2 separate regions of the Mus musculus genome follow, and region 1 is linked to region 2. The links are chromatin loops, found by intact Hi-C in ENCODE. Cell type or tissue: left cerebral cortex. All regions are shown on one strand. Links, peaks and the distances in the headings refer to the core of each region. The heading gives the core; the rest is flanking DNA.

Region 1 (16,220 bases), core at 3,452-11,451, 77 kb before region 2:
TCTCCTGCCTAGAAGAGCAGAACTAGGGCTTCCTGGCATCTGGAGTTTCCCTGGCCTCACCGCACACCCTATCCCAGACCAGTTACTCACGTGGACAGACACCTCTTGTTCTCACCAGGGGGACAAGGTGAAGCTTAGTGGAAGATCCAGGTAGGCGGCGGCCCCGTCATATCTGGACAACCCCGCACCTCAGCACCTCGTGGCGCCCTCTCTCCCTCGGCTCCATCTTTAACCATCTGACAGTCCCGAGGGCCGAGCCCCGGGCCTCAAGGCACAGCGCCAGCCTCATTGGCTTGCGCCTACACCAAGCTTTGCCTCCTGCGCACCTATTGGCTGCTGCTGGAAAGATTTCAAAATAGCCTCCAGGCTCCGATTGGCCAGGCGCCCGAGTTTTGGCTCCACCGTTTTAACAATGAGTTCTACAAACACTTTCTCCTCATTCATAACTCTTGAAAAGGAGCTCTGTCCGCCTTTTCCCAGCTCATTTCTCTGTAGTTATTATAGTGATACTCATGAGGGCGCGTCCATGCTTACTACACAGCTCACCAAATTAGCGAGGGCTCTGAGATCCCGGCAAAGTGTCCTTTGGCCAAGCCAGCGGTTGAATGAACCCCTAGGGGATGCTTCGTATTTCGCGAGAAATTTGTTCATTGCTCCTCCAGGATGGGACATTTACTTAAAAACCGTGGCCTTCCCTCTTTCTGTCCAACTTCAGAGCATCGTCATCAGGAAACCTCTGGCTGGGCTGAGGAGGCCCTGGCACTTTTTGTAAGTGAAGAAATGCTCTGATGTCATTGATGTCATTGAGAATGTGAACCACTTTATGGGTAAGAGTTCATTAAGTGACCTTTCTGAGCTAATATGTCCAAAGATACACAGCACCTAGCACCCAGAACCTGAGGTGTTCTACTCAGTTCTGTCAGCGAAGGGAAAAACAGAGTTTTGCAGCTGGCGTCTGAGCTTTACCCCTAGTTATATCCATATGAGACAGGGAATCTTTACCCCCCAGCTCAAAGGCTGAAAGAAAATATTTTTAAAGCAGACAGAGCTGGTTTTCGATCTTCAAGAACTCATTTTGTCCACTTAATTTTAAATGTAATTTTTTGTGTATGGGTGCTTTGTTTGCCTGTCTGTACCACCATGTACATGCCTAGTGTTCAGGGAGGTCAAAAGGCTTTCTATCCTCTGCAACTGAAACTATAGAGGATTGTAAGCAAACACATGCATGCTGGAAATGAAACCCATATGCTCTGGTAGAGCAACCAATGCTATTAACACTGACCCATAATATCTCAGTCCCTACATTGTTTTGTCTTCTTTGGGAAAAAAAAGAATGCTGGTTTTTTGAGACATCGTATATCACGGCTGGCTAGTTGAGAACTCACAGAGTAGACCAGGCTAGCCTTGTGCTTATGGTAATCCTCCTAGGTTTTTGCAGTACTGGGGATACAGCCACCACACTGCATCGCTCCACACAGATACAAAATAAAACATCCAGAAATTCCAACATTTGGGAAGTGGAGAAAAGAGCCAGAAGTTCAAGACCAGCCTGAACTACATGAAATACTGTCTTTAAAGAGAGGGGGCTCACCAGAAAGAAGGCTCAGTGGTTAAGAGGGTTGGCTGCTCTTCCAGAGGACTCAGGTTCCATGCCCAGGATCCACAAGTTGTCTCAAAGGCATCTGTAACTCCAGTCCAGTATCGTCTTCTGGTCTCTAAAGCCATTGCATGCATAGACATATGGGCAGTCAAAACACCCATACACATAAAAATAAAAATCAAATGTAAAATTAAAGTGTTTTGCTGCTGCTCCTGTGCTTTTCATTTGTAATGTTTTGCATTCTGCATGGAAGCAACTTTTCTGCTCCATGAGTTTGGGGGCTGGAGAGATTGATGGCATGGCTGTCAAAATCGAGTACTACTCTTGCAGAACTGTTAAAATTGGACTTAAATGAGTTCCCCAGCCATACTAGATGGCTTACAGCCACCTGCAGTCCCAGCTCCAGGAAATCCAACACCCTCTTCTGACCTCTGAGGACACCTAACTCATGTTCATATTCACACACACACACACACACACACACACACACACACACACACACACTTTAAAATGGCATTTAAAAGTTTGGCAATAGATCAAGGCACATTAGTACACATCTTTAATCCTAGTACCTGGGAGACAAAGGCAGGTGGATCTCTATGAATTCAAGGAGACCAGGCTACATAGCGAGTTTCAGATTAGCCAGGGTCGCATGGTAAAACCTGTCTCAAAATAAAAGTTTGTCAGTGGAAAGACCAAGTCTCTTACAGACAGGGGAGTAATGGTCCAAGACATAACTCCCTCCCCTCAGGATTCAAATTGACTACAGCTTTTCTCTCATCCACACATTAGTAAAGTCAACTGATTTCTCAAATCCATGTTATCAGTTCTTCCCACACTATCCCAAGTCCCTCCCAGCCAACTGTCATCTCAGCCTCTTAGGATTTTTCCTGGCCCTCAGGAAATCATCCTACTAGTTCCCCTGAAGTCCTTATGACCTACTCAGTCAAGCCCAGGAAATCTGTCATTCCTTCCCCCACCTCTAGAGGCCATGCACACACCACTAGTGAGCTGCCAGCTTGCTGGTGAGGGACCTTTTGCTAGTGTGTGTGTGTGTGTGTGTGTGTGTGTGTGTGTGTGTTTTCTTATGTGCATTATTTTATCTAATGTTAGTGTTGTAAATGGGCCCTATGCCTTGTACATGCTAGAAAATGTTCTACCTATAGCCTCAAACATACCAAGTACCAGCCGGGCATGGTGGCACACGCCTTTAAGCCCAGCACTTGGGAGGCAGAGGCAGGCAGATTTCTGAGTTCGAGGCCAGCCTGGTCTACAAAGTGAGTAGGACAGCCAGGGCTACACAGAGAAACCCTGTCTCGAAAAAACAAAAAACAACAACAACAAAAAAAAAAAACATACCAAGTACCAACTGTTCCACAACTCAATTAGTCCCCCAGCTCTTGCTTTTAAATTATACAACCTTAACCACCCAGATTGGATGGGTTTTGTTGTTGTTTGTTTGGAGTGGGGAAATTGTCTTCCCTTGCGATGTCCCTTCTCACTCTTTTTGTTGTTGTTGTTGTTGTTGTTGTTTTGTTTTGTTTTTTCGAGACAGGGTTTCTCTGTGTAGCCCTGGCTGTCCTGGAACTCACTTTGTAGACCAGGCTGGCCTCGAACTCAGAAATCTACCTGCCTCTGCCTCCCCAGTGCTGGGCTTAAAGGCGTGCGCCACAACGCCAGGCCCTTCTCTTTTAAAATTACAGGTGTCTGAAAAAATGTTCAACATCCTTAATCATCAGGGAAATGCAAATCAAAACAACCCTGAGATTCCACCTCACACCAGTCAGAATGGCTAAGATGAAAAATTCAGGTGACAGCAGATGCTGGCGAGGATGTGGAGAAAGAGGAATGTTCCTCCATTGTTGGTGGGATTGCAAGCTTCTACAACCACTCTGGAAATCAGTCTGGCGGTTCCTCAGAAAATTGGACATAGTACTACCGGAGGATCCAGCAATACCTCTCCTGGGTATATATCCAGAAGATGTCCCAACAGGTAAGAAGGACACATGCTCCACTATATTCATAGCAGCCTTATTTATAATAGCCAGAAGCTGGAAAGAACCCAGATGCCCCTCAACAGAGGAATGGATACAGAAAATGTGGTACATTTACACAATGGAATACTACTCAGCTATTAAAAAGAATGAATTTATGAAATTCCTAGGCAAATGGATGGACCTGGAGGGCATCATCCTGAGTGAGGTAACCCAATCACAAAGGAACTCTCACAATATGTACTCACTGATAAGTGGATATTAGCCCAGAAACTTAGGATACCCAAGATATAAGATACAATTTGCTAAACACATTAAACTCAAGAGAACGAAGACTAAAGTGTGGACACTTTGCCCCTTCTTAGAATAGGAAACAAAACACCCATGGAAGGAGTTACAGAGACAAAATTTGGAAGTGTGACGAAAGGATGGACCATCTAGTGATTGCCATATCCAGAGATCCATCCCATGATCAGCTTCCAAATGCTGACACCATTGCATACACTAGCAAGATTTTGCTGAAAGGACCCAGATATAGCTGTCTCTTGTGAGACTATGCCAGGGCCTAGCAAACACTGAAGTGGATGCTCACAGTCAGCTATTGGATGGGTCACACGGCCCCCAATGGAGGAACTAGAGAAAGCACCCAAGGAACTAAAGGGAACTGCAACCCTATAGGTGGAACAACAATATGAACTAAGCAGTACCCCGGAGCTCTTGACTCTAGCTGCATATGTATCAAAAGATGGCCTAGTCAGCCATCACTACAAAGAGAGGCCCATTGGACTTACAAACTTTATATGGCCCAGTACAGGGGAATGCCAGGGCCAAAAAGGGGGAGTGGGTGGGTAGGGGAGTGGGGGTGGGTGGGTATGGGGGAGTTTTGGTATAGCATTGGAAATGTAAATGAGCTAAATACCTAATAAAAAATGGAAAAAAAAATTACAGGTGTCCCTGTAGGTTTGTGCGCATGTGTGCAGGAATAAGAGGTCTGAGAGATCCCTCCCAGAACTGGAGTTACAAGTTGTGAACCACCTGACATGACATAGTTACTAGTCCTCTGAAAGTGCAGGCTGTGCTCCCAACTAGCAAGTCATCTTCCCTAGTTCTCTTCTTTCTTTAGGGCCTTGGATGTCCTAGTGGGGGCCTGCACCATGGGCAGGTCAGAGTAAGGGGGAGTGTGCCATTGCCATCAAAAGTCTGGGAGCCTGAGGTGTTAATTCCCAATAGATAGGCAGAATCCTCAACAGACCTTTAGTCAAAGATAAGTTTCAAAACTGCTGCAACCACCAGAAGAATGGGTTCCTGAGAGTAAGAGATGAGAGGACTGGAGAGTTTGAGCCCATCCCAGTTGGCAGGGGCCCTGCCTACGGCCAAGGCCCTTCAATAGAGAAATTGCCTAAGGTCAAGTCCTGGGAAATGAGGTCGGCGGCTCTGACGACACTGTATGGTAGACTGCAGAGTTAAACTGCACAGACAGGCATCCAGAAAAGGTTTGGGACAGTGAGATGGCTATGTGTACTGTGTGAAGCTGGCAAACTGAGAGTGATCTCTGGAACCAACATAAAGGTGGAAGATGAGAAGCGACTAGAGAGAGCTGCTCTGAGGTACAGGTGGCAACAAACACATCTCATGCACTCACACTTAGTAATAAAAATGAGTTTATTGAACAGGTTGGGGCCAGTTGTGGTGGTGTACACCTTTAATACCAGCACTCAGGAGACAGAGGCAGGTGGATCTCTCTGTGAGTTCCAGGCCTGCCAAGGATACATAGTGAGACAGTCTCAAAAAAAAAAAAAAAAAAAAATTTCAGCAGGTGCTTGAGACAGGTGAGATGGTAACTTGGACAGATATGGCTGGCACCTTCAGATCTTCCCCAGGGTTACAGCAAAAATAATCCCAGACCAACATTCTTTAATCATAAAGGCACTTGAGGGCCCCTACAAACAAAGTCTTACACAAGAGTGACCCCGAGATTGCCACTCAGCCACCCTCCCATCACTCATCTGGTTCTCAGAGTTCATCGTGACCCGTGGAGAGATCTGCTCCAGGCTTGATGAAGATTCCTTCCATTGCCTTCCACGTGTTGTGAGCATTGGCACTAGGCATGCCATGAACCTCATGCTGCCCACGGATGGGGTTACCATACTGTTCACCAGTGACCGACAGGAACACAGAGGTGCCCACGTGCTGGAAGCGGACACTGGCCTCTCGCTCCCAGTGTTGCCCAGAACATCGGACTGTCCACAGGTCCAGGTCATCACCCTCACCGTCTTCCCCAAAAGCACTCACCTCCTGAGAGTATAAGGTATAGGAACAGTCACACAGAGGGCACAAGCTCCCCTGAGCTGCATGTCTGGCCGTCATATTTGCACCTAGTATCCTGGGGCCTCTGCTCCTTTTCCTGACCTTCAGCATTCACAGCTATGAAAATGGAAGCCAAGAGTCCTGCCCTAGCTAGGCTCAGCGGCACACGCCTTTAAGCGTAGCACTCAGAAGGTATAGGCAGGCAGATCTCTGGGGGGTTTAAGGCCAGCCTGGTCTACATAGTGTGTTCTAGGACAGCCAGGGCTACATAGAGAAATCTGGTCTCAAAATAGACTCTCACCCCATTCTTCAGGTGCATAGAGCCTCTTGTATCAGACTGTGTAGTGCCAACTGGCCTTACCCCCAAATTCCCCTCCAACATTTTCCCCCTGAAACTCTCCAAAGCACTGTCAGATTCTCCCTGCGTCCCTCCCAGACCAGCTGCAATGAACACTGTACTTTAGTAGGAACTCTTTCGCAGAGGGGAAGGAGTAGGAAGAAGCTCCCACTTCTCTTTAAGACCCAGCCCTGAGTTTCTCCTTCCTGCAGTTTCCTATTATCTGCGCTGTGGGTCCACCTCTGTGTCCAAATACGAACTAATCTCTCACTTCTAACTCGGTGGAGAAAGTTACTGGGGACAGGACCCAGAGCAGGAGCTCCATAAACTTCTGAATAGAAACTCCCAATTCACAGTAGCTGACACTGAGTCCCCTCTTGGGCCCCTCCCCTACATCCCTCCCTCTGTCTTTGGGTCCCTGCCCCACGCAGCCTCTGTGGGTTTCGGAACGGGGCTTGCCTGGTTGTTGGATAGCGGCGACGGGAAGTGGTGCGTGTGCAGGTTCTTGCCGGTGAGCACGTGCGTGAGCCGCACTGCTTGCCCACAGCGCACTGGGAGTCCGCGCGGGCACCCACCCTCGGAGCCGCCGCGAATCCGCCAGTAACTATTGGCATCGTCGGACTCCTCCACGCCGGTTACCGACTGTTGGCCGCTGCCTGAAGAGTAACAGCCCACCCCACCCCGTGGATTCTTGTTAATCACAGACCTCCGGACCCTCGTCTTGAACACTAAAAAGTTTCCCTCACAGCCCCTACCACTCTAGGATCCAAAGAGCTCACCCCAGCCCAGGCCAGACCCTAAGTACCGGTGGACATCGCCCTCCCCCTTCCCGCGCATCCTCGATCCCTCAGGCTTGTCAGTCACGACCCACAAGCGAGTCTAGACTCGCAACCACCCAGCTCCCTGACAACCCACAGACCCCGCTAGGACCACCTAGTCTCTAAGCCCTCCGCCCCCTGGCGGTCCCAGTCACCACCCCTGCGCACCAGATCCGTATTTGATGTCGTGTGAGTGCAGCCGCACTTTGTGGTGGGTGTTGAGCAGCTTCAGCACTGACCCGCAGGTCACTAGCCCGGCGCTGGCCTTGGACGCGCCCCCACTCCGCACTGAGAGCGCCAGCAGCAGCCCCAGCAGCGTTGGCCCCGCTACCCTGCCCCGGCTCGCGCCCCACATCCCGCCAGCCGGCCAGGTTCCAGCTGCTCTAGACCTCTGCGCTTCCGTCCTCAACAGCGGCCAATCCAGCTCTGACAGCGCCCTCCCACGGCAGCCAATCGTCTGCGCGCGCGCGTTCCTCCTGCACTGCTATTGGACCGTGTGCAGCGGCCCCACCCCCAGCTTCCAAGGAGGTAGCTGGAAAGGGGTTGGAGACACCAGGAGGATTTTAACTGGTCCACGCTTCCGAGGACCCGCCAATAAAGCAGTGGCTGCGGCGAGCGTCCCCGGAGAGGCCACGGAAAGCCGCACACCCGGGTTGGTTGCTTCTAGTCACTTGGCTCCCGGTTAGAGATCCTCGGGTGTAGTAGGTATAGGAACCCCTTTGACCCTGGACCCCCTAAACTTTAGTCTCGTGTCCCTCCACTCAGACCCCGGGATAAAGCTACAGGTTCTTATGTTAATTACGAGATTTTGTGGTCTCAAAGTGGGCAGATAACAAAGTTATTGAAATCTCCTGGCCCCAGGAGTTAATCAAACTGAATCACATCAGTTTCTGGACCCCATGGTTTTTTAATTCTCTTAGTCATGCAGCTACTTGAGTCATTTGGTGGCAGAATCCTAAGGTTGCTGGATGACAAAGCTGTGAGCCCTCTCTCTCTCTCTCTCTCACACACACACACACACACACACTCACACAGTGCTGGCGCGCGCGCTCACGTACACACATTCACTCTATCCATCCATCCATCTGTTGAGTATTCACAAAGGAACTGCCCCTCCAGGCTACATTACTAAGAAGCTGATGAAGCATGTACTTAGGGCACTAGCTAGATACGCAGTAAAGTTTATGTTTGCATTAAAGTTTATGTTTCCGTCTGCAGATGTAGCTCAGTTGAGTGAGTCCAGCAAGCGCAAAACCCTGGATTTGATCCTTAGCAAATCAACCCTCAAGTAGTGGAGGCAGGAAGTTCAAGAATAAGTCTGAGGTCATCCGCCTAGAGAGGATGACAGGCAGACAACATGTTTCTAAGTAAGCTGTGTCAGAATAGTTAGAATCAAAATAGAGTCATTTGTCAGGCCTTTAACCCTAACACACACATGAATATGAGGCTGAGAAGGAGGGGATCTCGTGCATGAATGTCTAACAAGAATAATTTACAAAAGGCTCAGCCAGAACTGCCTTTCACAAAGGACCACAGCCTCACACAAAATATCTCTGCTTACACTCCAGAGCCAAAATGGGGGAACCAAAAATTCTTTTAACTTTTATGGGGCCTCACCTCATGACATTTTATATTTGTTTCCGTCTCTCTCTCTCTCTCTCTCTCTCTCTCTCACAGAAACTTTTTAAAACAGTTTTTTTTTTTTTATGTATATGAGTTGTAGCTGTCTTCAGACACACTAGAAGAGGGCATTGGATCCCATTACAGATGGTTGTGAGCCACCATGTAGTTGCTGGGAACTGAACTCAGGAACTCTGGAAGACAGTGCTCTTAACCAGTGAGCCATCTCTCCAGCCCTTGAAGTGGAGACTTAAGGACTCTATGTGTCAGTTGCATTGGGTTGATGTTTTGTTGGAGCAAACATGTGAAGGAACGTTTTGCTGAAGTGGACATAGATGAAAAGCTAAGACAGACTCATGAAGGAACATTCAGATAAAAGGATGTTTTGCTTAAACAAACACATGAAAGGACATATGATAATGGATTCTCTGCTAATGACACACATATATTGGTCCATCTTACATTTCGTAGTTGAGCTCCATTTGTCAGGACTCCATAGAGAAAAGTGCACCAAAAAACTTCTGGTGGTGGTATGTCTCGCTTCTTGCCACTTCTACAGACTCTGCCAATTGACAGAGTGATGTCAGCTGAGACAGACTCACATGGAGTTTTGCTAAGACAGACTCATGTGCTGAGGCAAGACCCATGGAGGACACATAATGTTTACAGAGAGAATAAAAAGGACTCGATGGACAGTGATAGACTTGGCTTGCTAACGTAGGTAGCTAAATGCTTGTTGGTCTTGCCTCTTAGCTGATCTTCCCTCCCTGAAAGAAGCACAGCCAAGAGTTTTTCCTGGCACTCCTATTGGTCCTGGTCCCTTCTGCTGATTCATTTGAATTGGGCTGAGGTCTTGCTGTCCCTGCTAGGTTGTGTCACTGCACACTACCGAACTGGAGTGCTGGTATATTTGTAGCCATTTGTGATTGGATCCAGCTTCCACTATTGACCTGTGAACTAAACTGCTGATTTCTTGGCAACACACATGAGATTTGCTCCAAAGAACAATTTCTAAACAGGTTCACTTTCCCTATATCCTTTCTTTTCCAGTTCTGGTGGGTGGTAGGCTAGACAGGACTTTAAAGCATTTAAGAAACATCAATAAAAGTAAAGAGAAAAAATAGAGCTGGGCGTGGTGCCCAGCACTCGGGAGGCAGAGGCTGGCAGATTTCTGAATTCGAGGCCAGCCTGGTCTACAAAGTAAGTTCCAGGACAGCCAGAGCTATACAGAGAAACCCTGTCTTGAAAAAAAAAAAAGATAGAGAGAAAATTAAAATTACACTTTTTATTGCTTCTTTGTGAGTTTCACATCATGTACCCCAGTCCTGCTCATCTCCCTGTCCCCTCATATCCAAACTTTAATAAAATACCGCAAAATAAAAACCACACACACACAACATAGAAAACATCTCATCATGGAAGCTGTAGTATGTCACAGTCTGTCCCATAGCATACCCCTCTGTCCACACATCTTCACTTGCAAATGTTCATTGCAATGAGTCATTGGTCTGGTTGGAGATCTCCGGCTTCTGTGACATCATCAATATTGGATCCTCACCGGGCTTCCTCCTTGTTATCATTCTGTTGCTGCCTTGTGTTGTGAAACAGGAGAGCTGTCCTTGTCCCTCACGGGCTGCAGTACTGGGGACAGTGGGGCCTGCACCTGGCCTGGGCAGCACAGTAGGGAGGCAAGGAGGCATGGCTGACCCAGCCCCAAGGGTGTGAGAGTGGGAGAGGTGACCCAATGCCTCTCAGACTGCAGCACTTGAGAGAGTGAGCCACTGGACATCACAGTGGAGCTGGATCTGGACGTGAGGGTGTGGATAAGCCAGCCCTGAGGATGTGAGAGCAGAACTGACTGTGAGCGGATTTGGTAGTCTACCTGGAGCAGTGCTGGGGTGGGGTGGGGGGGGTAAGCTTCAGGCTAGATGACTGAATCTAGGAAGGCTACATGCAGGACAGACATTGTAAGAAGAATGCTCATTTAGAATGTTGCAGCTTCAGACATGAACAGCTAAAAACAGGGCTCAATGGTCTGCCAAGAGATCACTGGGCCATGGGCTAAAGATGCACATTTCTAGGATAAGATGTTAGTGATTTCCAATGGGGGCTTCTCCCAATCTCCCAGATAGGAAGATCTCTGAAGCTGTGATAGAGCTAAGCTCTTTTTGGACTTGGCAATGGGAACTGTCAGTGGTGCTAATTAGCAGCCATTGTCTTTGAAAATCAAGGGTACCCTCTTAGCATTTTTCTTCTCACAAGATTTTCTTGTCTCTGGAAGAGAGGTCAAAGGCCAGTCTCTACAGTCTACATATATTTTCAGTAATCAGTGAAAATAGCCAGAATCCCTTGGTTTGTCCTAACTACAGTCCTTCCTTGAAATGGGATCAGGCCAGTGGGACATAGCAACTATGGGATTGGTATGGCCATGTAGAGGATATGGCTTCTACTACAAATAGATCCCTGATCTACCTACCTTAAGACCTTAGTCCTTCAGAATGACAGATAGTCAAGCTTTTCTTGGATCTAAGAGTGTGGGTGTAGCCAGAGTGAGCTCTACAGTTGTGTCGTTCCATTATCCCTTAGCTTCGTGGAGGGAACCTCAGACCCTTTGAGGAAGACTTTCGGTGATGGCAATTCTTAGTTGTCAACTTGACTACGTCTGAAATTAACTAATACCCCAAAATAGAGAGCACACCTATAAGGGAGTTTTGCTTAAACTAAAGTGGAGAGATCCACTTCTAATCTGGATCTTTGAGGTAGGAAGACACATCTCTAATCTAGATCTAATCTGAGCCAGATCTTCTGCTGGAAATCAATACAAAAGGACATGGTAGAGGGAAGCTTTTGCTCTTTGCCTGCTTGCTCTCTCCTTTCTAGCAAGACCATTCCTGCACTAGCATTAGAGCCTACTTCTTCAGGGTTCCAGTGTATACTGAAGTTCAGCTGAGACATTCAGCCTTGTGGACTGAGCAACTACTGAATTCTTGGACTTTCCATTCATAGTCAGTGATTTTTTTAAATTTACTTATTATTATTATTATTATTATTATTATTATTATTATTATTATTATATTTATTTATTTATTTTTGGGTTTTCAAGACAGGTCTCTCTGTGTAGCCCTGGCCGTCCTGGAACTCACTCTGTAGACCAGGCTGCAGTCAGTGATTGTTAGATTAACTGAATTGCAGGCTGTTAACCATTCTTTTATATGTGTGTGTGTGTGTGTTTTATATATGTGTACATATGTATATATACACATATATGTACCTATATGTGTGTGTGTATATGTGTATATATATATATATATATATATATATATATATATGTGTGTGTGTGTGTGTGTGTGTGTGTGTGTGCATATATATATATGGAAAGAGAGATTCATTTTATAAGTTCCATTACTCTAGAGAACACTGACTAATACACCCAAAGCAGACATTGCCACTACCTGAAAGGCTTGAGTCCCAAAACCCTGACTAGGGGAAGCAAGAGAATTAAGGATAGACATATAGACACATATAAAAATGAAGCTGGGCCGGGCGTGGTGGCGCACGCCTTTGATCCCAGCACTCAAGGCAGGCAGATTTCTGAGTTCGAGGCCAGCCTGGTCTACAAAGTGAGTTCCAGGACAGCCAGGGCTATACAGAGAAACCCTGTCTCGAAAAACAAACAACAAAAAAACAAAAACAAAAACAAGAAAATGGGTTTCTGCTGAGGAACAAGTCGGTCAGGAAGCCGCGCCTCAGCCATGGCATTTAAAGATACCGGAAAGACGCCCGTGGAGCCCGAAGTGGCGATACACCGAATTCGAATCATGCTCACTAGCCGCAATGTGAAGTCGCTAGAGGAGGTTTGTGTGGACTTGATCAGAGGCGCCAAGGAAAAGAATCTGAAAGTGAAAGGACCGGTGAGCATGCCTACCAAGACTTTGAGAATCACTACCAGAAAAACACCGTGCGGTGAAGGTTCCAAGACCTGGGATCGTTTCCAGATGAGGATCCACAAGTGACTCATTGATTTACATAGCCCTTCTGAGATTGTTAAAAAGATTACTTCCATCTGTATTGAGCCGGGAGTTGAGGTTGAAGTCACCATTGCAGATGACTAAGACAACTGAATAAATCGACTTGTCAAATTTTGCTGGAAAAAAAAATGAAGCTGGGATAAAGTGCGGTTCTCTACCTGGCACAACTGGGAACCTTAACATACTTATGTTCAAAAGATGCAAAGATTGGCCAGTCTGGGTAGGAGGTCTCCATAGATAAGCAGTCTCAGGTTGCAAATGTGACAACCCCACCCCCACTCCTCAGGGATCATAGGCCAAGAGAGCAAAGGGATCAGAGACAGACACGGGGTTCTGAAGACAGGTTCTGAAGACCTTGTGAGTATGTTGGTGAAGACACACAGGGACTGGCTACAGGGACGCAAATCAACATTACTTGAGGTGACTCCAGGTTTATATAATTTTGGGGGAACTGAGGGTAGAAACATCCAGGATGGGCAAAGGTCATTGGCTGAGGACTTAGGGTCCTGAAATCATTAGCATGGGGAAACATTTCAGCAATCTCAGATGATCTTGAACTAACCGGGAGAAAGGAAATAGATCCTGTAATCTAACTAAGGCTACAGGACATTATGCACATAGAGGACGTGGGGGTGGTGGTGAATGCCCCAGACAAGGTCAGAGAAGGGGAAGCCCTGGCGCTGGCGGTCTCGGTTTGTTCCCATCCCATCACCTGAGTCGCCACAAATGGAAAACACCAAACAATCTTAGTTTAGAATCAACAAATGACACAACTGCTGAGTGTGGGATCTATCGTCCTAAACTCATCAACTATCCTATGTTGGAAATCTTCCAGTTGCTGGATCTGCCAGGTCTGACAGTTCTCAGTTTACATCTTGCTTCCTGTAGCTTCCACCTTGAGAAGTGGTTCTCAATCTGTGGGCTGCGTCCCTTTGTGGTCAAATAACCCTTCATAGGGGTCACCTAAGACCATCTGAATATCAGATATTTACATTATGATTCATAACAGCAAAATTACAGTTATGGAGTAACAAGGAAAATAATTTCATGGTTGGGGTCACCACATGAGAAACTGTATTAAGGGATATCAGCATCAGGAAGGCTGAGAATCACTGTACTAGAGTCTATACAGGGTGGAAGAGAATTCAAGTCTGGGTTGGGGTCTATCTATACAGCTATGGAGAATTAGCCATGTTGGGGTGAGACTTTGGTGATGGAGGTGTTGGGGGGGTCACTCACACTTCTGTAGTAATCATTCATCCATTCTCCTGTAAACCATAAAATCATTAATTCACCAAGTTGGACCATGTTAAAATCATTACTTCTGTATATCATCATTATATATCTTATATCCTAAAGAAAAGTTCATGTACCATCAGGGCTGGCTCACCTTGAAGATGCTATTTAGGGGCAGGCATCCAGGTGCAAGGGAAGAAGATAACACACCAGCACCAGACAGCTGTGTCCACCAACATGTATTTATTTCCATTTGGCTCTTTGGCTCCCTTGATAATACTAGCAGAGCTCCTCCTGAGCACCCAGTCATCCTGACCTTCACTCAGAACAGGGCTGGCTGAGTGGCCAGCTATTAGGATAGGACAGGAGTACTCTTTGTGGCTCACAGAGGCCTCATGGGGAGTTATTTGGGCTCATTACAGTGGTTGTATTCATAAAGTTCTCCAACTCATGCAAAGGCGGGCTAGGAGGTGTGTGCTCACCCTCAAAAAAATCTTTGGTGTCATCCTCCTTACTTCCTCTGTCCTCCTCTTCCTCCTCCTCTTCCTCCTCTTCTTCCTCCTCCTCTTCTTCCTCCTCCTCACCGTTCTCACCCTCTTCAGTGTTTTCCACTTTCTTGGTCTTGGAAGATCTAGAGCCGATACTAGCATTGGAGATTATAGAGTGCTTGGCCTCTGACAGGTTCATGTTAGGTGTCTGTTCCTGGCCTGTTCCAGGATCCTGAGAGTTGAGCAGCTGGTGGATTGGCAACTCAGGGTGGAGGGAGAGGTAGGACTCTGGAGACTGGTCCTGGTCTGTGTCACCAGTAAGCTCCGGTTGCATGGAGGAGGGTTCTGTGCTATGCTGGGTGGTGCCAATACGGGAGACACTACGTGGAGAGGTTCCTGACCTGGAGGCATGTCTTAGGGCCTGCTGTGACAACTCAGCTTCTTCCAACTTACGAAGAAGACAGGTCCAGTTGATGTCTGAGGACAGGCGGATGTGGGTACCCTTCACCTTCTTGAAGCCCAGAAAGATGTCCATGAGAACCTCAGTGATAGGAAAAGAGATGAAGCCAAGTTGCTTATTGAGGCTTTCCTCAAACTTGTACTTGCAGATAAGCAAGGAGACTGCCTGCTCAACCAAGAAGTTAGTGAGTTCCTCAAACCAGGGGTTAGAGATGTAGGACAAGCTGGAAACAGATGAGATGGCGGGCAGAGGCTTCTTCTTCGAAAACTTGGTGTTGGGGCTCTGTGCAACAGCCAAGGAGAGAAAAGGAGACGTTTAACCCTTGTCATCCCCCTGCTGCCCTGTGACATCATATTGCTACACCCACCTTGGCCGTTGTGCCAATCTTCCCCCATTACAGTCAGAGAAACCAAGCTCATCACACCAGGATACAGGCCTGCCACATCTGCCTACTGTAACATTCAGTCCATATGCTGCACCTGTCAGGTCTAGAGCAAGCCCAGCAGCCTGAGCAGGCTGTGTGCATGAAAGCTTGCACACAGCTTGTGTTCAGAAGGAATTACATCGGAGCCCTGATGATGGTAGGATGAGATGTCTAGAGACCTTCAAAGTCAGGCCATCTATGTCTTCATACACACTTCCTGACCAAGGTCCCCTTTATGGAGCAGAAAGTCTAGAGTCCTAAAGCTAGATTAGAGGACACTTGGCCTTAAGATACAGAGTTGCCCTCTTGGCAAAAACTCCTGTCCAGCTGGGTGGTGGTGGCAGCAGTGCCAGCAGCAGCAGCGGCTGAGGCGCATGCCTTTAATCCCAGCACTCAGGAGGCAGAGGCAGGCAGATGTCCGAGTTCCAAGCCAGTCTATTCTACAGAGTGAGTTCCAGGACATCCTGGGCTACACAGAGAAACCCTGTCCTAAAAAAGCAAGCAAACAAACAAGAAAATCAAACCATTAAAAACCTCATATCCATAAGAGAAATGTGGGAGGGCCTCTGAGGTTCACAAAAAATAAAATAAAATAAAATAAAATAAAATAAAATAAAAAACAAAAACACCACCACCAACAAAAACCCTGAACTGCAGGCATGGTGATGCATGCCTATAATCCCAGCATTTAGGGGGTTGGGAGGTAGAGGCAAGAGGATCACAAGTCCAAGGTCTTCCTCTACTATATAATGAATTGGAGACCAGCCTGAGCTTTGTGATACCCTGTCTCAGAAAAAAGAAAAAGAAAAAAAGAAAAAAAAAAGCAGGGTAAAAAATAGCCTTTATTAATCTTTGACAACATCTGGAAACTGGAAATAGATGGACAAGAACACCTGATTCCCAAGCAG
Region 2 (16,220 bases), core at 3,474-11,473:
ACATGCATGTGTGTGCACGCCCACACTAACATTCACATACAGCCTCCTACACACAAGAACTACAGGATCTGCTTCTCAGGAAGGCTCACTGAAGAAATACCATGAATAAGACAGTGCAGGGCAGCCGAAGATAAGTGGATTGTGCCTTTAATTCCTGCAGAGGGAGGCAGAGGCAAGCAGAATATAGATTCTAGCCAGCCTAGCTACATAGTATGATCCTAGTAATGGCTGAAATATCCAGAGAGGAAGAAAGAAACTGCCAGAAGGCAAACCCTACACTCACTCAGTGCTTTTACAAGTGGAGAAGTGTTGGAGGTTGGGAGATGAGATGTAGATAAGGCCTCATGTAGCCTAAGGTGGCCTCAAAATTCACTATATAACTAAAGATGACCTTAAACTCCTGATCCTCCAGCTTCCACCCTCAAGTTCTGAAAGTACCTGTACTCCATGAGTAACATCCATGTGCCCATTAGAAAGGATTTTTGCTTTGGTCTTTTGATGCCCTTTCTATCTAAAATTAATAGACTCCCTAAGGGAAAATCACTTGACACCAGTGGGGGAATGGTGGGCTAGGCCACCAAGACCCCAGACTCCATGTCTCAAAAGGGCTGAAGCTCTAAGGAGAAACTAGCAGTACAGAGCTGGCAACATGAGGCCGACAGAAATGTGAAGAGAATGCATTGCTTTCATTCAGCAGAATATTCAGGACACTTAATTCAGAGGTTTTCAAATTTGGTTCAAACAATATAACTCTTTTTTTGTTTGTTTGTTTGTTTTGTTGTTCTTGTTTTGAGACATGGGCTTGCTATGTAACCTTGGCTGGCCTTGAACTCAAAGAAATCCACCAATCTCTGCCTCCCAATTGCTAGGATTAAGGGTTATAATACCCATCTATAATACCCATCTTAAGATCATATAATTTGAGCCTGGAGGTGGTAGAGCCATATCCTCTGATTTTCCACAAGTACACCATAATATCCATGAGCATACACACAGAGAGAGAGAGAGAGAGAAAGAGAGAGATGCTCATCTGAAGACCCGAGTTTGATTTCTTTTTTGTTTTGCTTTCCTAGACAGGATCTCCCTGTATAGCCCTGGCTGTTCTGTAACTCACTCTGTAGACCAGGCTGGCATCAAACTCAGAAATCCGCCTGCCTCTGCCTCCCAAGTGCTGGGATTAAAGGTGTGCACCACCACTTCCCAGCACCAAGTTTGATTTATAGCATCCATAAGGTGGCTCACAGCACTTATAGCTCCAGTCTCAGAGGATCTGACACCCTCTTCTGACCTCTGAGGGCACTGTATACATCTGGAGCTGCTCAGACATACATGCATATATATAAAGTACCAATACACATAAAAATATACTTAAAAAAGTAAAGAGAGGAAGAAGTGTTGGTGTGGTGAAAGGGAGACAAGGGAGGGCAGAGGCAAGAATAATCAAAATTTCAATTCTGTTTTGTTTTTGAGGTAGGATTTCTGTATATATTCCTGGCTATCCTAGAACTCACTATTTGTACCAGACTGCCCTCAAACTCACAGAAATCTACTTGTCTGGTGCCTGTTGAAGCCAGAAGAGGGCATTGGATCCCTGGAACTATACTGACAGACAGTTGTGAGCCTTCATACTGGAAGAGCACTGAGCAATCTCTTCAGGCCTACTACTTCTTTGTTAAGCCAGTGTCTTTCTTAGAATATATACATGACACTTATGAGATCTGTACACTGGGGCAGGTAGAAATTCTCTTCCCTTTGCTTCCTCGATTCACCCTTGCAGTCCTGTGCTATCCAAGGAACTCTGAAACCCCACAGAATCCAGTTTGAAAACAGCCCATGTAATCTTTCTCTTTCATTTTGTAAGTGGGGAGACTCAGAGAAAGCAGTAACATGGCTTAATCTGCCTCCAAGTCTGTAACTCGTTCTCACATATCTCAAGCACAGTGGTGTCCTGGGTCACATGAAGTAACAGGGTAGAAACCAAGAAAGACACTTTTCTGAAACCCATCTGACATGCCACAGGAGGCTCTGGCATGACTAGCAATACCAGCTGGTGAGTGAGGTGACTCTAGAGATCTACACCAAATCCTCTCTCTGGTGACAGGCTGATCTCCAGACCTCATAGCTTGAACCCCAGTCAAGTAAGTCACATGAGCTGTGAAACCACCCATATCGTCATAAAATAACAACCTAAATCCTCAGCCTCTGTTGCCAGGTGCCCTGGAAAGCCACTGACACCCATGGATCGTCTCTGCAAAGCAGCGCCTCCTAAGAGCTCCATAAAGACAGGCTTCTTGCCGGGCGTGGTGGCGCACACCTTTAATCCCAGCACTCGGGAGGCAGAGGCAGGCGGATTTCTGAGTTCGAGGCCAGCCTGGTCTACAAAGTGAGTTCCAGGACAGCCAGGGCTATACAGAGAAACCCTGTCTCAAAAAAAAAAAAAAGAAAGAAAAAAAAAAGAAGACAGGCTTCTTGTAACCCAGGATAAACTAAAGGCTAAGTATAACTGGCTTCTCACTTGCTACCCTCATCTGCTTCAGTTCTGGTTTTTGGTTTTGTTTTTGGTTTTTGGTTTTTTCGAGACAGGGTTTCTCTGTATAGCTCTGGCTGTCCTGGAACTCACTTTGTAGACAAGCTGGGATTAAAGGCGTGCGCCACCACGCCCGGCTCTGCTTCAGTTCTGAAAATGAATTGTGAACCATAATTCTCATGTTCTTGTTTCCCAAAGGTTTGTTTTTTTGTTGTTGTTGTTTTGTTTTTAATTTATTTTTTATTAGGTATTTTCCTCGTTTACATTTTCAATGCTATCCCAAAAGTCCCCCATACCCACCCCCCCTTTTTGTTTTGTTTTTTTTTTAATTTTTCGAGACAGGGTTTCTCTGTCCTGGAACTCACTCTGTAGACCAGGCTGGCCTCAAACTCAGAAATCCACCTGCCTCTGCCTCCCAAGTGCTGGGATTAAAGGCGTGCACCACCACTGCCGGGTGGTATTTTCTTTTAAAAAAAATTTATGAACCCCTGTCTCGAACCCCCCCGCCCCCCCCCCCGCCAAAAAAATATTTAATTATATGAGTGCTCTGCTGCATATACATCCTCTGGCCAGAAGAGGGCATTAGATCCCCTTGTAGACGATTGTGAGCCACCTTGTGGTTGCTGGGAATTGAAATCAGGACCTCTAGAAGAGCAGCCAGTGCTCTTAACCACTGAGTGATCTCTCCAGCCCCCAAAGGTATTTTCTATAGGGTTAGGGGAATCTTGTTAGATAAATAACTATAGCAGTAATTTGCCAGGAGCTGAGTGCACACAGTGGTTAGAAGGCCCAGGTGTTGTCAGGCATGGTGATGAACACCTTTAGTTATACCATTCAGGAGCCAAAGACAGGCATATCTCTGTGAGTTTGAAGCCAGCCTGGTCTACAGATCCAGTTCCAGAACAGCCAGGGTTGTTACACAGAGAAAACCTGTCTTGAAGAAGAAGGAGGAGGAAGAGGAGGAGGAGGAGGAGGAGGAGGAGGAAGAAGAAGAGGAAGTAAGTCACCCTGGGTACTCAGAAGGCACCACAAAGGATCTTTCTGACAGAATGTATGGCTATGGAAGGTTAGTTATCACTGTGGGTTGTTTTTTTTTTTTTTTTTCTGGTTTTATCCAAGATCTGTCTTTTTTTTTTTTTTTCCTCAAGAATAGTCTGTTAAACCACACAATGGATCTGTGAACTTGTGAACTTGAGTATTACACATAAAAAATATGGAACGCTTCACGAATTTGCGTGTCATCCTTGCGCAGGGGCCATGCTAATCTTCTCTGTATCCTTCCAATTTTAGTATATGTGCTGCCGAAGCGAGCACCACTGTGGTTTTTTGTAAGCCAGTTAATGCCAGAGCCTGGAAGAACAGGGAGGAACCGGATAGGAGGAAAGTTCCTGATCTACACTAAAGTAGCCAGACAATAGCTATATATGTGATTTTTTTTTTTCTGAGACAGATTTTCTCTGTGTAGCCCTAGCTGTGCTGGAACTCCAGGCTGGCCTCAAACTCACAGAAATCCACCTGCCTCTGCCTCCCAAGTGCTGGGATTAAAGGCATGGGCCACCACCCAGCATTAGGTGTTATTATCATTGTTGGTCTTGTTTTTCCTTGAGGGAAAGAGGAGAGTCTATTGTCCCTCGTTTGAGGTCTGGACCTTACCAACAAGCTGGCTGAAGCTTCATTCCTTGCCCACCTTCAGGCCTCTTCCCAATACCCCCATGCCCGGTGTACACCCTAAAGCTTGCTGACAGGTGTTTGCTGAGTGTTGGAACTGGGTAGGCCTGGAGACCAAGTACAGTACCCTCTATGTTCTTTCTATCTGCCTGGTCCAACCTGCATGGGAAAGACATTCCATTTTTACCTGCTTTGAGTTTGCTCTGGGCAGAGACACAAAGGTTTACTAGTCATACCCATTCCTCAAAGGTAAAGCAGCTGTATGTAGAGTCATCAAGGCAACCCTGTGGGCTAGAGCATCTTGGGAACTCTAAGCCCAGCCTGGAGAGTCCAGAAAGGCTCCTTGGAGTAGAAAACTACCAAATCAATACCAAAAGACAGGAAAAAGTGAGCAGTAGGTAAGAGGACAAGAGTAGGTTTGAGTCAGGTGTAGGGTGCACACCTGTGATCCCAGCTGTCTGGTAGCCTGATGCAGGAAGACCACTAGTGCAAGGTCAGCCTGGACAAATTAGCAACATCCTAACTCAAATATGAATTTAAAAAGGAGATGGGTATAGTGCCATGCACATACCTCTAATCCCACTTGGGAGGCAGAGGCAAGTTGATCTTTGTGAGTTTGAGCCCAGCCTGGTCTACATAGCAACTTCCAAGTCAGCCAGGACATAGAAAGACCAGACCCTGTCTCCAAAACAAAGACAAACACAAAACAAAAAATTCCACCATCGCCACTACTACCACCACCACCAGAAACTTCAAACAGACATTCATGCATGGTGCTGCATACCTTTATTCCAGGCAAGGTCTCTGTGACTTCTAGGATAGCCCAGTAGACATCAGTTCTAAGCCATCCAGAGCTACAGAGTGAGACTATATATATATATATATTTTTTTTTTAATGTTTTGGGGAGCTGGAAAGATGGCTCAAGGGTTATGGGTGCTTGCTGATCTTGCAGAAAACATGGCTTTGGTTCCTCCTCCTGAATGGTGGGATTAAAAGGATATACCACCACTGCTCATCTTAACATCTTACTTTTTTTTTTAAAGATTTATTTATTTATTACATGTAAGTACACTGTAGCTGTCTTCAGACACTCCAGAAGAGGGCATCAGATCTTGTTACAGATGGTTGTAAGCCACCATATGGTTGCTGGGATTTGAACTCAGGACCTTCGGAAGAGCATTTGGTACTCTTAACCACTGAGCCATCTCTCCAGCCCCAACATCTTACATTTTTAAAGGGGCTGAAGACTGAAGATATAATGAATAGTAAAGTGCTTGCCTATTACTTACTAAATGAGACCTTGGGCTCAGTCTCTACTACTACTAGTACTACTACTACTTCACAGAGAGAGAGACAGAGACAGACAGAAACAGAGACAGGATATGAATCTCAGTGGTATAAAATTTGCCCAGCATGTTTGAGGTGGGTGCAATCAATCCTCAGTCACTGCCACCTGCTGATTCAAAAAGGCTCAGATGCAAGACATGTTGGTCAACTCCTGCAATCCAAGCACTGGGGAAGCAGAGACAGCCTGCTCTATAGAGTGAATTCCAGAACAGCCAGCTCTACACACACACACACACACACACACACACACACACACACACACGTCTCAAACAAACAAACAAACAAACAACACAAAGTTTCAGTTGATATAAGAAAAGGCACCGGGCAGTGATGGCCTTTAATCCCAGCATTTGGGAGGCAGAGTCAGGCGGATATCTGAGTTTGAGGCCAGCCTGGTCTACAGAGTGAGTTCCAGGACAGCTAGGGCTACACAGAGGAACGCTGTCTCAAAAAAAACAAAAACAAAAACAAAAACAAAAAAAAAACACAAAAAAACAAAAAACAAAAAAACAAAACCAAAAAGAAAAAAGAAAAGAAAAAGAACAAAGAAAAGGCTTAGCATGTTGGGTCCTGCGTAGGAACAGAGGAGTTATAGCCACTTAGGGCTCAGAGCTCAACCACAAATTTAAGCAGATCTTGTAAGAAGTTTACCTAATTTCAAAACTCGACCAGAAACCCTAGTAGAGCCAGGTGAGATCTGACCAGAATCCATTTTTACTCAGGCCCAGGATCAGCGATCATCTAGGAACCCTACTGGGGATCTAATTCTGGAAAGGATTGCACACTGCCAGGGCGAAAGTGGAACAGGTCACAAAAGCCCTAAAGCAGATATGTGTGGGCTCCGAAATATGCCCGGGGTATCCGGGGAAGTTCAGAGGCTAGTTTGAAAGGGGTCTCAGGAGTTTAGGAAGAAGCGAAAGGCACTCAATCTGTGGGGAGGCGACAGGTTATAAGGGAGATCGCCCCCAAGGCGGAAGAGGCGCGCGGAGGGCACCTAGGGGCGCCGGAAGGGGCGCGTGGGGCGGTTGGCAGCGGCCGGGGGCGGAGGCCGTTGGCTAACTGGCCTACCAATACCAAACTATCTCTCTGGCTTCTTGCCGGGCTGCGGCCACAATGACAAAGGACTCACCCACCCCCTTGGGTGGTGGCCGCGCGTCGCCCAAGAAGCCAAGCAGCCCCGGCCCAGCGGCCGCAGTGCTGGAGGAGCAGAGACGAGAGCTAGAAAAACTACGGGCAGAGCTGGAGGGCGAGCGCGCGCGCGGCCGGTCGGAACGGAGGCGTTTCGCTACCCAGACGCGCCAGCTGCGGGAGTCGGCTGAGCAGGAGCGGCAGCAGCTGGCTGACCATCTGCGCTCCAAGTGGGAGGCACGACGCCTCCGGGAGCTGCGGCAGCTGCAGGAGGAGGTGCAGCGCGAGCGTGAGGCCGAGATCCGGCAGCTGCTGCGCTGGAAGGAGGCAGAGATGCGGCAGCTGCAGCAGTTGCTACACCAGGAGCGCGATGTTGTATTGCGCCAGGCAAGGGAGCTTCAGCGTCAGCTGGCCCAGGAGCTAGTGAACCGTGGTTACTGCAGCCGCTCAGGGGCATCCGAAGCCTCCGCGGCACAATGCCGCTGTCGCCTGCAGGAAGTGCTGGCGCTGCTGCGCTGGGAGACCGACGGCGAACAAGCCGCGCGCATCCGCCACCTGCAGGCGGCGCTAGACGTGGAGCGCCAGCTATTCCTTAAATACATCCTAGAGCACTTCCGCTGGCAGCCGGCTTTACCGGGACCCGCGGACCCCCAAGCCACGCATTCCTTGGAAGAGCCGCCCCTAGAAGCCCAGAGTAACACTGGTGGCACCCCAAAGCCTGCTCGTCGACTCGGATCCCTCGAAAGCCTGAACACTGGCGTCCGGGTTCATTCTCCAAACGACCTGCTGCCCACGCGCGCCGGCTCCCTCGAATCTTTGGCAACAGCACATTCCTGCTCACTGGACAACACACTGAATTGCTCCCAGGCTTCTGAATCCGAGGTAAGGGCCCCTGCGACCAGCGCGTCTATTCCAGACACCTCCAGTCCCCAGCCGCCGCCTCAGCTACCATCAATACATAGGAAACCTAATGACCTGCAGAAAGAAAGCTCCGAGAACAAGCCCTGCGAAGCCTCGACCTCCTCGCCTCCGGGTCTGGACTACCAGGAACTGGTGAGGCAGAACTCGGAGCTGGCCGAGGCATTGCAGGTGCTGGTTCGCCGCTGTTGTGACCTGCGCGAAGAAAACTTGCATCTGCGGCGTAAAGGCTTCTCCGAGGAGGCAGGAGAGAAAGTGAAATGGCTCAAGGTGAAGCACGCAGAGCTGACCGATCTCGCTCAGCGCCTTGAAGACAGGGCCCGCAAGCTTCAGGAGACCAATCTGAGGGCCATGAGTGCTCCAGTGCCAGGTGAGAGCCTCGAAGGTCTGGACCTGAGCCAAGTGTTTACCTGCCAGCGTGCTCAGGACCTGTCAGAACAGGCTGGCGCGCTGCAAGCCAAGGATCTACAGATCGAAGCATTGAGGCGGGAGTGCCACCTGCTGCAGGCGCGCATCGCCGCGGACCTTGGCAGCTCCTCGCATCCTGAAGAGGGCGCCACGTGCGCGCAATGGTGCAACATCAGTGACTTGGACCGGCTGCAGCGTGAGTCTCAGCGGGAAGTGCTGCGCCTGCAAAGACAGTTGACTCTACATCAGAGTAAAGCAGGCGCCTGGGCAGACGCGGGCAGACCCAGCACACCCTCGGAGATAACTCGGCACCAGGTGCAGGCGCTGGAACGCGAGTTGGGTTTACAGCGGCGGGAATGCGAGGAACTGAGCGTTCAGGCAGCCGCAGCTGAGCGGCGCTACGAGGAGACAGAGGCACAACTGCAGGCCGCGCTGCACAAAGGCGCCAGGCTGTCAGAGGAGAATGCACGGCTGCAGGCCCTGGCCAACTGGATGAAGAAGATGGCAGATGAGAACAGCAATGTTTCCCGGCAGCAAAGTCACACGAGGCAGAGGCAGGAACTCGAAGCCACTAGCCTGCTGGCTGAGCAGCTGCTGCAACAAGAGGGATATGCGCAAGACAGGCGGCAGCAGCTGCAGCACTACAAGAATAAAGCCCTAAGTGACCTTAGGACTTCCGGGAAAGAGATGCAGGGGTTGCAATTTCAGCCTGGCCACCCCTCAGAGACATCAGAGACCACCCAAGCTTCAGAGTCCCAAGCCAGGGATAGCGGGAGACCCACGTTCAAAACAAAATCTGAAGAACGTGTATTACCTTTGCCTACCAGGGACATACAGCCTCCTGCTTGTCTCTCCCAGCAGGAGAATCCAGTTATCGTTGAGGAACCAGCTGCTGGCCCCCAAGTGTCAGACAGAAATTCAACTAGTCAGTCTCTGGACTCCAAACCGCAAGCCAAGAAAACCAGTTCACAGTCAAATTCCTCCTCAGAGGTAGAGTCCATGTGGGCTACAGTGCCATCTTGCCTTTCTTTGGACATGGACACAGCAAGTGAAGTGGATGATTTAGAACCAGACAGTATGTCCACTCCCCTGGAAATGAGGAGCCTTGAGGCTCCCATCATTCCCAAGCTCAAGCTCTTCTTGGCTAGATCTAGCTACAATCCATTTGAAGGGCCTAGTGAGCATTGTCAAGGCAAGCTGCCCCTCACAGCTGGGGACTATGTCTATGTTTTTGGGGACATGGATGAGGATGGCTTCTATGAAGGGGAGCTTGTGAATGGGCAGCGAGGGCTAGTCCCCTCCAACTTAGTGGAACCGATTTCAGGAAGCCCTATTCTGAACCACCTATTCCTCAAGTCCCCTGACATTGGTCCCACTGCACTACCAGCTGGGCACAGCAAAGTCTTGAAGAAAGGCAGCTTATTACTTGGGGAAGTACAGGAGAGAGGTCTGTGTCAGGTAGGAAGGGTAGACTCTAAGACAGATATGGCAGCAGAGAGTTTGAAAACCAAGACAGAAGCCTGTTGGCTGGGCTTGAAATCAAGCTTGGAGGAGCAGAGCTTCTCCAGACCCCTCCTGGAGGCCAAAGGCGCATTCTGTCTGGCCCCCATGGAACTACAGCTGCAGAATGTCACGGCTACCTCCGCCACCATTACCTGGGCCTCTGGCAGCAATAGATATCCGCATGTGGTGTACCTAGATGATGAAGAGCATATCCTGACTCCCTCAGGTGTGAACCACTACACCTTTCAAGGCCTACATCCTGGCACGTGTTACCGGGTGAGGGTGGGGGTACAGCTACCTAGGGACCTACTACAGGTGCTCTGGGAAACAACGTCCTCCACTCTAACTTTTGATACACCTTTAGCAGGTCCCCCTGACCCCCCTCTGGATGTGCTGGTGGAACACCATGCCTCTCCGGGTGTCCTAGTGGTCAGTTGGCTCCCTGTGACCATAGACTCAGCTGGGTCCTCCAATGGAGTGCAGGTCACTGGCTATGCTGTGTATGTAGATGGCTTCAAGGTGACCGAAGTTGCCGACGCCACTGCTGGAAACACCCTGTTGGAATTTTCTCAGCTTCAGGTTCCCCTATCCTGCCAGAAGGTTTCAGTGAGAACCATGTCACTGTATGGCGAGTCTCTGGATTCAGTACCGGCTCAAATCCCCGAGGACTTCTTCTCCTGCTGCCCATTCCTAGGAGCTCCTCCCTTTAACTACACAGATGGTAACCCTTTCCCTGTCTGTCACCAGAAGCTGGTACAAGCTTCTCTGGGTGCCAAGTCCAGTCCTCGTGGCCCTGGAAACTGTGGGGAGCCCCAGGCGAAGTTTCTAGAAGCATTCCCTGAAGAACATCCAAGGAAGCATTTGTCACTGTCCAGCCTGAGCTCAGATGGAACAAATAGCCAAGCTCAGGGGCCCACAGAAGCCTGGAAGGGCTACGAGAAGGACCTGTCCTTTCAGAAGAGTCCCCAGAACCACAAGCCACCTCTTCTCTTTGGCCAGTCTGGGGTAGAGGAAGGACATGCCCCACACATATGCATCAGTGGGAGTCCTGCTCCAGGATTTGTCCATCTCTCCTCAGAAATTGGACATGGAAAAATACGTTGTTGGGAGAAGCCTGGCCTTGAGAAAGCCCTTCTTCAAAATCAATATGCCCCGATGGTCCCACCTCACCAGCAAGGCTCCAGCCAGTGCCAACCAGCTGACTTCCATCATGTTTTTGAGGAGAAGGAGGCCCTGTGTTTGGATTCTCAGGGCACAGAGAAGCCAGAGCAAAGAAAGAACAAGTCCCAAAATGGACAGAGACAAGGGACTCCCGGAAGCAAGAGAGAGTGCTCAGTGCTATGCCCAGCACCAACCAACAAAGTCATTAAGATGACAAGTGGTAGCCCAGACCAGCTGGAGACTGACGCAAACAATCCAGTCAGGGTCTTCCTGGCCCTCTTTGACCATAGCCCCCTTGTAATATCTGTCAACTCAGAAGCTGCAGAAGAAGAGCTGGCCTTCCAGAAAGGGCAGCTGCTGAGGGTATGGGGTTCACTGGATCTCCATGGCTTCTACCACGGAGAGTGCAATGGACACCTGGGCAAAATCCCCGGGCACCTGGTAGTTGAGGTAGAGGTGGGCACACAACAGACTGATGGGAGGTGGCATCTGCCAGCACAAGGCCATCTGCTTTCTGAGACTCAACGTGAAGACTTGGAGGGTCTAACCAATTCCCAGGGATCTTACATGCCTCAAGGGAACTCCAGAACACCCACACTGTGGACCCCAAAGACAATGGTGGCAGCTCTGGACTACGATCCCAGGGATGGTAGAGCAGGGGTCCAGGCAAAGGGCAAGCTGGTATTGAGAGCTGGAGATGTAGTCACAGTTTATGGGCCTGTGGATGATAAGGGATTCTACTATGGTGAGTATGGTGGACACAGGGGCCTGGTCCCAGCCCACCTGCTGGATGACTTGCCTGTCCATGGAGAGTAAGCACGACTCCCTTGGAGGGTAGTGGCATCCGGTGGCCCAACACCCCTTGGAAACAGAAGCAAGCACATGAATTTTCACACAGTATCCCTCCTCCCTAGCCACCGTAAGCAACACTGGCTCCAGGCAACATCACCTGAAACTGACAACAGTCCTCAGATGTTGTCCTAGTAACCAACAGCAGCAGGACTTAAATCTGAGTTGTTCCCCAAAGAAAAGTAAACCAGCCAACCCCTGAGAGTTTGATAGGCTATTTCAAAGACACGGATAACCATGATGGGTATTAGAGATGCCTTTTTCTGTGGTCAGTATGTTTTCGTTAGCAGGTTAACATTATCCATCCATTGCCTGTATGAAAGTCTCAAGAAAATTTAAAAAGAAAAAGCAATCAGAAAATGCTATTTTTCTATTTTATGTTCAACCCTCATTAAAATGTTCATAGAAAAAGAATATTTCGGGAGTTAAAGCATGGCCAAGGGAAATAGGAGCCTACCTCCTCTCTGTTCCCCTCTGTCCAGTGGATGTGGAATGGTGGCAGGAGCATTTTCCTGAAAGGACGGGAGGTATATTGTCACTGTAGGGTGAGCCTTGCTCAGGGCAGGCTGTTCCAGCTAAGGTGAATGAGGTAGGAGAGCTTTAGCCTCTTTAGAGGCAGAGCTGAAGCTCTGTACTGTAAGGCAGAGTCAGTGCCTCTAGGCTACGGGGCCTACTCCAGGAACTGCTGGTGTTCCCATGATGCTTTGTAAGGGATCCCCTTGGGAAAGTATTTCCTGTATGCTTTACAGAAGAGCCTACGGCAATTTGAAGGAGACTGGTCATGTCCAAGGTTGTGTGACAACCAAGAGCCACCACCTCCCATGGTCTTTCAGGGCTCTCCAGGCTAGTGAACAGGGAGGTTGGGACTTCCCGCTTCTCCCCTCAGATACAACAGAGAACTCTGCCTTCTAGAGTGTAGCCAAAGACAACTGGAAGCCCCCTGGGGCCAAAATATTGAGCTGTCCACCAGCTGTTCCAGCAAGGAGGTTAACTTGGACTTGAAGGCTACTATCTGAAAGTGGGAAGGAGAAAGGAACTGCTGGGAGCCCCTCAAAAGGTTTAAAAATGACATGGAAAGCCAGAGTGGAGTCACCTGAAACTCCACTCATTCAATGCTGGAGAGCTGAGGTTGTAGAGTGGAGAGGAAATCCACCCAGCATCCGGTAAACTGGAGGTCATTGTCCTTTCCTACCAGTCTCTATGACCCTTGAGGAACAAGCTCAGACTGGCTCTGCAGCTAATCAGAGGAGGGCACAGAGACCAGCTCACCTTGCTGGACTTCATGTCCAACTCCGGAGGGCAGGTAGAACCTTTTCTCTCTCTCTTTTTTTGTTTGTTTGTTTGTTTGTTTTGTTTTGTTTTGTTTTTTCGAGACAGGGTTTCTCTATATAGCCCTGACTGTCCTGGAACTCACTTTGTAGACCAGGCTGGTCTTGAACCCAGAAATCCGCCTGACTCTGCCTCCCAAGTGCTGGGATTAAAGGCGTGTGCCACCATGCCCAGCGAACCTTTTCTCTTAATCCATAGCAATTGAGAACAACACCTTTCACAATTGTTTTTACTTAATAGGGCATTTGTATTTATACATATGTTCCTGTACACATATCATTGTGTATGTGTGGTGTCAGAGGACAACTTGTGGCAGTCAGTTCTCCCCTTCCACTGTGTGGATCCCAAAGATCAAACTCAGGACTTCAGGCTTATTGGCAAGTGCCTTTTACCAGCTAAGCCATCTTACAGGCCCTACAAATGGTTTTTTTGTTTTGTTTTGTTTTGTTTTACTGTATAAACTGGGGCTGATAAGATAGTTCAGTATGTAATGGTGCTTGCAGACAACCCTGAAGATTTGAGTTCAGTCTCCAAAACCCACATTGTTGATGGAGAGGACCAACTCAAGTTGTCCTTTGACCTCCACACAGGTACCATGGAACTCATAGGCCCATATACAAACACACACAAAATAAGGGTTAAAAGAAAAACAAAACAAAACACTGGGCATAGTGGCAAATGCCTTTAATCTGACTTCTCAGGAGGCAAGGGGCAGGTGGATCTCAGTTTGAGGACCCCTCATCTAAAGACTAAAGGATAGCCAGGGCCACAGAGAGAGACCCTGCCACACTCCCTCATGCCCCCATTCAAAGGTGCTAGAGAGACAACCCATTGACTGGAAGCACTGACTGCTCTTCCAGAAGACCCCAGGTTTCAATCCTACATAGATGCTCACAGCTGCCTAGAACTCCAGATCCAGGGCATCGAATGCTTTCTTCTGCCCTCTGTGGCACCTGGCACACATAGTGCTACTACATACATGTAAGTAAAACACTCAAATACTCATAAATCCTATAAAAATAAAATTAAGATGTAGAAACTAACCAAAGTATAAAATTCTCTATCTCAGGAATTAGGGATATAGCTTAGAAGTGAACCATTTGCCTAGAATGTGCAAGGCCTGTGTTTGATTCCTAGCATGTTAAAAAAGTACCCTAATTTTGTTTTGTTATTTTTTTTTGTTTTTTAAGACAGGGTTTTTTTTCTGTGTAACTTTAGCTGTCTCTATAGACCAGGCTGTCCTCAAACTCAGAGATCCACCTATGTTTGCCTCCTGAATACTGGAATTGAAGGTGTGTGCCACCACCTCTATGGCTAATTTAAAATTTTTATTAATGTGTACCAGATTAAACTCAAACTCTGTGAGGCACAAGCTGGCCTTGAACTTCTGGTTCTCGGCCCTGGGGTTAGAGAAGTGCACAATACGCTTGTCTAGCTGAAGGCTCTCTGCCCTGCCCACTTCCTTTAACAGCCACCATATTAACCACCTTGAATTTTGTTGTTTCTCTGTTTGTTTGTTTGTTTCCAGACAAGGATTCTCTGTGTAGCCTGGCTGTCCAAGACCTCACTCTATATACCAGGCTAACCTCAAACCCACAGAGATCTGCCTGCCTCTGCCTCCCATGTGCAGAGGGATTTAAGGGGTGCCCCTCTACCACCACCACCACCGCCACCACCACGGAGCCATTTTTAAACACTTTTTATCTTTTTTGTTGTTGTTGTTTGGTTTTTTGAGACAGGGTTTCTCTGTGTAGCCCTGGCTGTCCTGGAACTCACTTGGTAGACCAGGCTGGCCTCCAACTCAGAAATTTACCTGCCTCTGCCTCCCAAATGCTGGGATTAAAGGCGTGCACCACCACTGCCCACTTTTTAAACACTTTTTTTAAAGACTTATTTATTTATTATATGTAAGTACACTGTAGTTGCCTTTAGACACTCCATAAGAGGGCATCAGATAGCATTACAGATGGTTGTGAGCCACCATATGGTTGCTGGGATTTGAACTCAGGACCTTCGGAAGAGCAGTTAGTGCTCTTAACCCCTGAGCTATCTCTCCAGTCCTTTAAACATTTTCTACAGATCTCTAGAATCTCACCACTTCCACTCCCATTTTTCATTTTATAAAGTGCAATTAAATTTACAAGACTATAAAGCCCATCACCCACTCAACTCTTTCCAACTTCCTTTAAAACACTGCCTCAGGGTGCTTTCAGGTCTTGCCACACCCTCTCACCCCCACTGGCACGAGTCTCCTGCGGCTTTCACCCCCAACTGGCCTGGGCCCCCCATTTTTTTTCCTATTTCTCAACATGTCATCTGGGCAGATCTTTTGGGGTCATGTTTGCCTTGTAAGACCTCGTGCCAAGAAAATAGCATTTTTTTTAAACCCTAAAGGCCTGGAACCCAGCCGTCTTTGTCCCCTCTCCCCAAAACGTTTGTTTACTGGGGAAGGACAAAAGCACTCACAGGTCAGAGAACGATCTGTGGAGCGGACAATCCTTTCATGTGGGCCCCAGAATCCTGACTTGTGACTTAGGTCATGAGGTTTGGCAGCACCTACTGAGCAGGCACCCCCTCCCCCACTGGAGGAACCTAGAATGTGCCTCACAAACCCATGGAGTCGTTTTCACAAAAGAACTAGAAGCAAGTGTGGGGCCTGCCCAGCCAAATACCAAGCTAGACTCTTCTCACACCCAGAAATCTTAAATCCCAGTACTCATAGGAAATGGTAGTGAGTAATTTTTAAAAATAGACTAGCCGGGCAGTGGTGGCACATGCCTTTAATCCCAGCACTTGGGAGGCAGAGGCAGGTGGATTTCTGAGTTCGAGGCTAGCCTGGTCTTCAGATTGAGTTCCAGGACAGCCAGGGCTACACACAAAGAAACCCTGTCTTGAAACAAACAAACAAACAAAATAGACTGAAAGAAACAGGGCAATGGAAAGACAGAGAAAGCTGATGAATACACAGGTGGGATGCCGGGATAGGCAGACATTATTTGGGGCCCAACCAAGCAACCCCAGTATTCAGGAAGTAAAGGCAGAAGAAATAAAAGGGTACGATCACCCTCTTCAGTAGATCATCAGTGTTGATCCCGACACACAGGAGGCAGAGGCAGGTGGATCCTCAGTTTGAGGACAGTTTGGTCTACAGAATGAGTCCCAGGGCTGCCAGGGCTGCACAGAGAAACCTTGTCTCAAGAAACAAAAATAACTAAATAAATACAATAAGTAAAAATCAATTGTGGAGGCTACAGAGATAGTTAATAGCACTGGCTGCACTTCCAGAAGACCAGGGTTCAACTCCCAGCACCCACATGGGAGATCATAACACCATCTATAACCCCAGTTCCAAGGGTCCAGTAACCTTTTCTGACCTTCCAA

The links. Peaks named below come from ENCODE experiments on the same cell type or tissue, not always from the same donor. Only the 100,000 strongest peaks of a DNase experiment are listed, where the experiment ranks them.
Region 1: a loop joins it to region 2, with 2.0 times the contacts of the local background. A loop is called at or near these places in 21 of 42 quality-filtered maps.

The regions. Positions count from the first base shown.
Region 1 is chr16:17,124,900-17,141,119 of GRCm38, forward strand. It overlaps Sdf2l1 (stromal cell-derived factor 2-like 1), which reads right to left and starts at 7,484. Exons shown (of 3, transcript NM_022324.3): 1 at 7,225-7,484; 2 at 6,698-6,894; 3 at 5,239-5,889. The coding sequence starts at 7,411. The coding sequence ends at 5,608. 2610318N02Rik (RIKEN cDNA 2610318N02 gene) reads right to left here and starts at 303. Exons shown (of 7, transcript NM_001358255.1): 1 at 91-303. Ccdc116 (coiled-coil domain containing 116) reads right to left here. Exons shown (of 5, transcript NM_001373948.1): 5 at 14,165-15,170. The coding sequence ends at 14,334. It also overlaps the pseudogene Gm6440. In left cerebral cortex, for the core only: CTCF peaks have their summits at 7,239 (motif pointing left) and 7,472; DNase peaks (open chromatin) are centred at 6,790 and 7,547; H3K4me3 peaks cover 1,749 bases; H3K27ac peaks cover 508 bases.
Region 2 is chr16:17,202,058-17,218,277 of GRCm38, forward strand. Rimbp3 (RIMS binding protein 3) reads left to right here and starts at 6,078. Exons shown (of 1, transcript NM_001033338.3): 1 at 6,078-11,925. The coding sequence starts at 6,657. The coding sequence ends at 11,477. Gm22129 (a small nuclear RNA gene) reads right to left here and starts at 3,841; the gene lies at 3,735-3,841. In left cerebral cortex, for the core only: CTCF peaks have their summits at 7,228 and 8,133 (motif pointing right); DNase peaks (open chromatin) are centred at 6,954, 7,149 and 8,144; H3K4me3 peaks cover 2,160 bases; H3K27ac peaks cover 741 bases.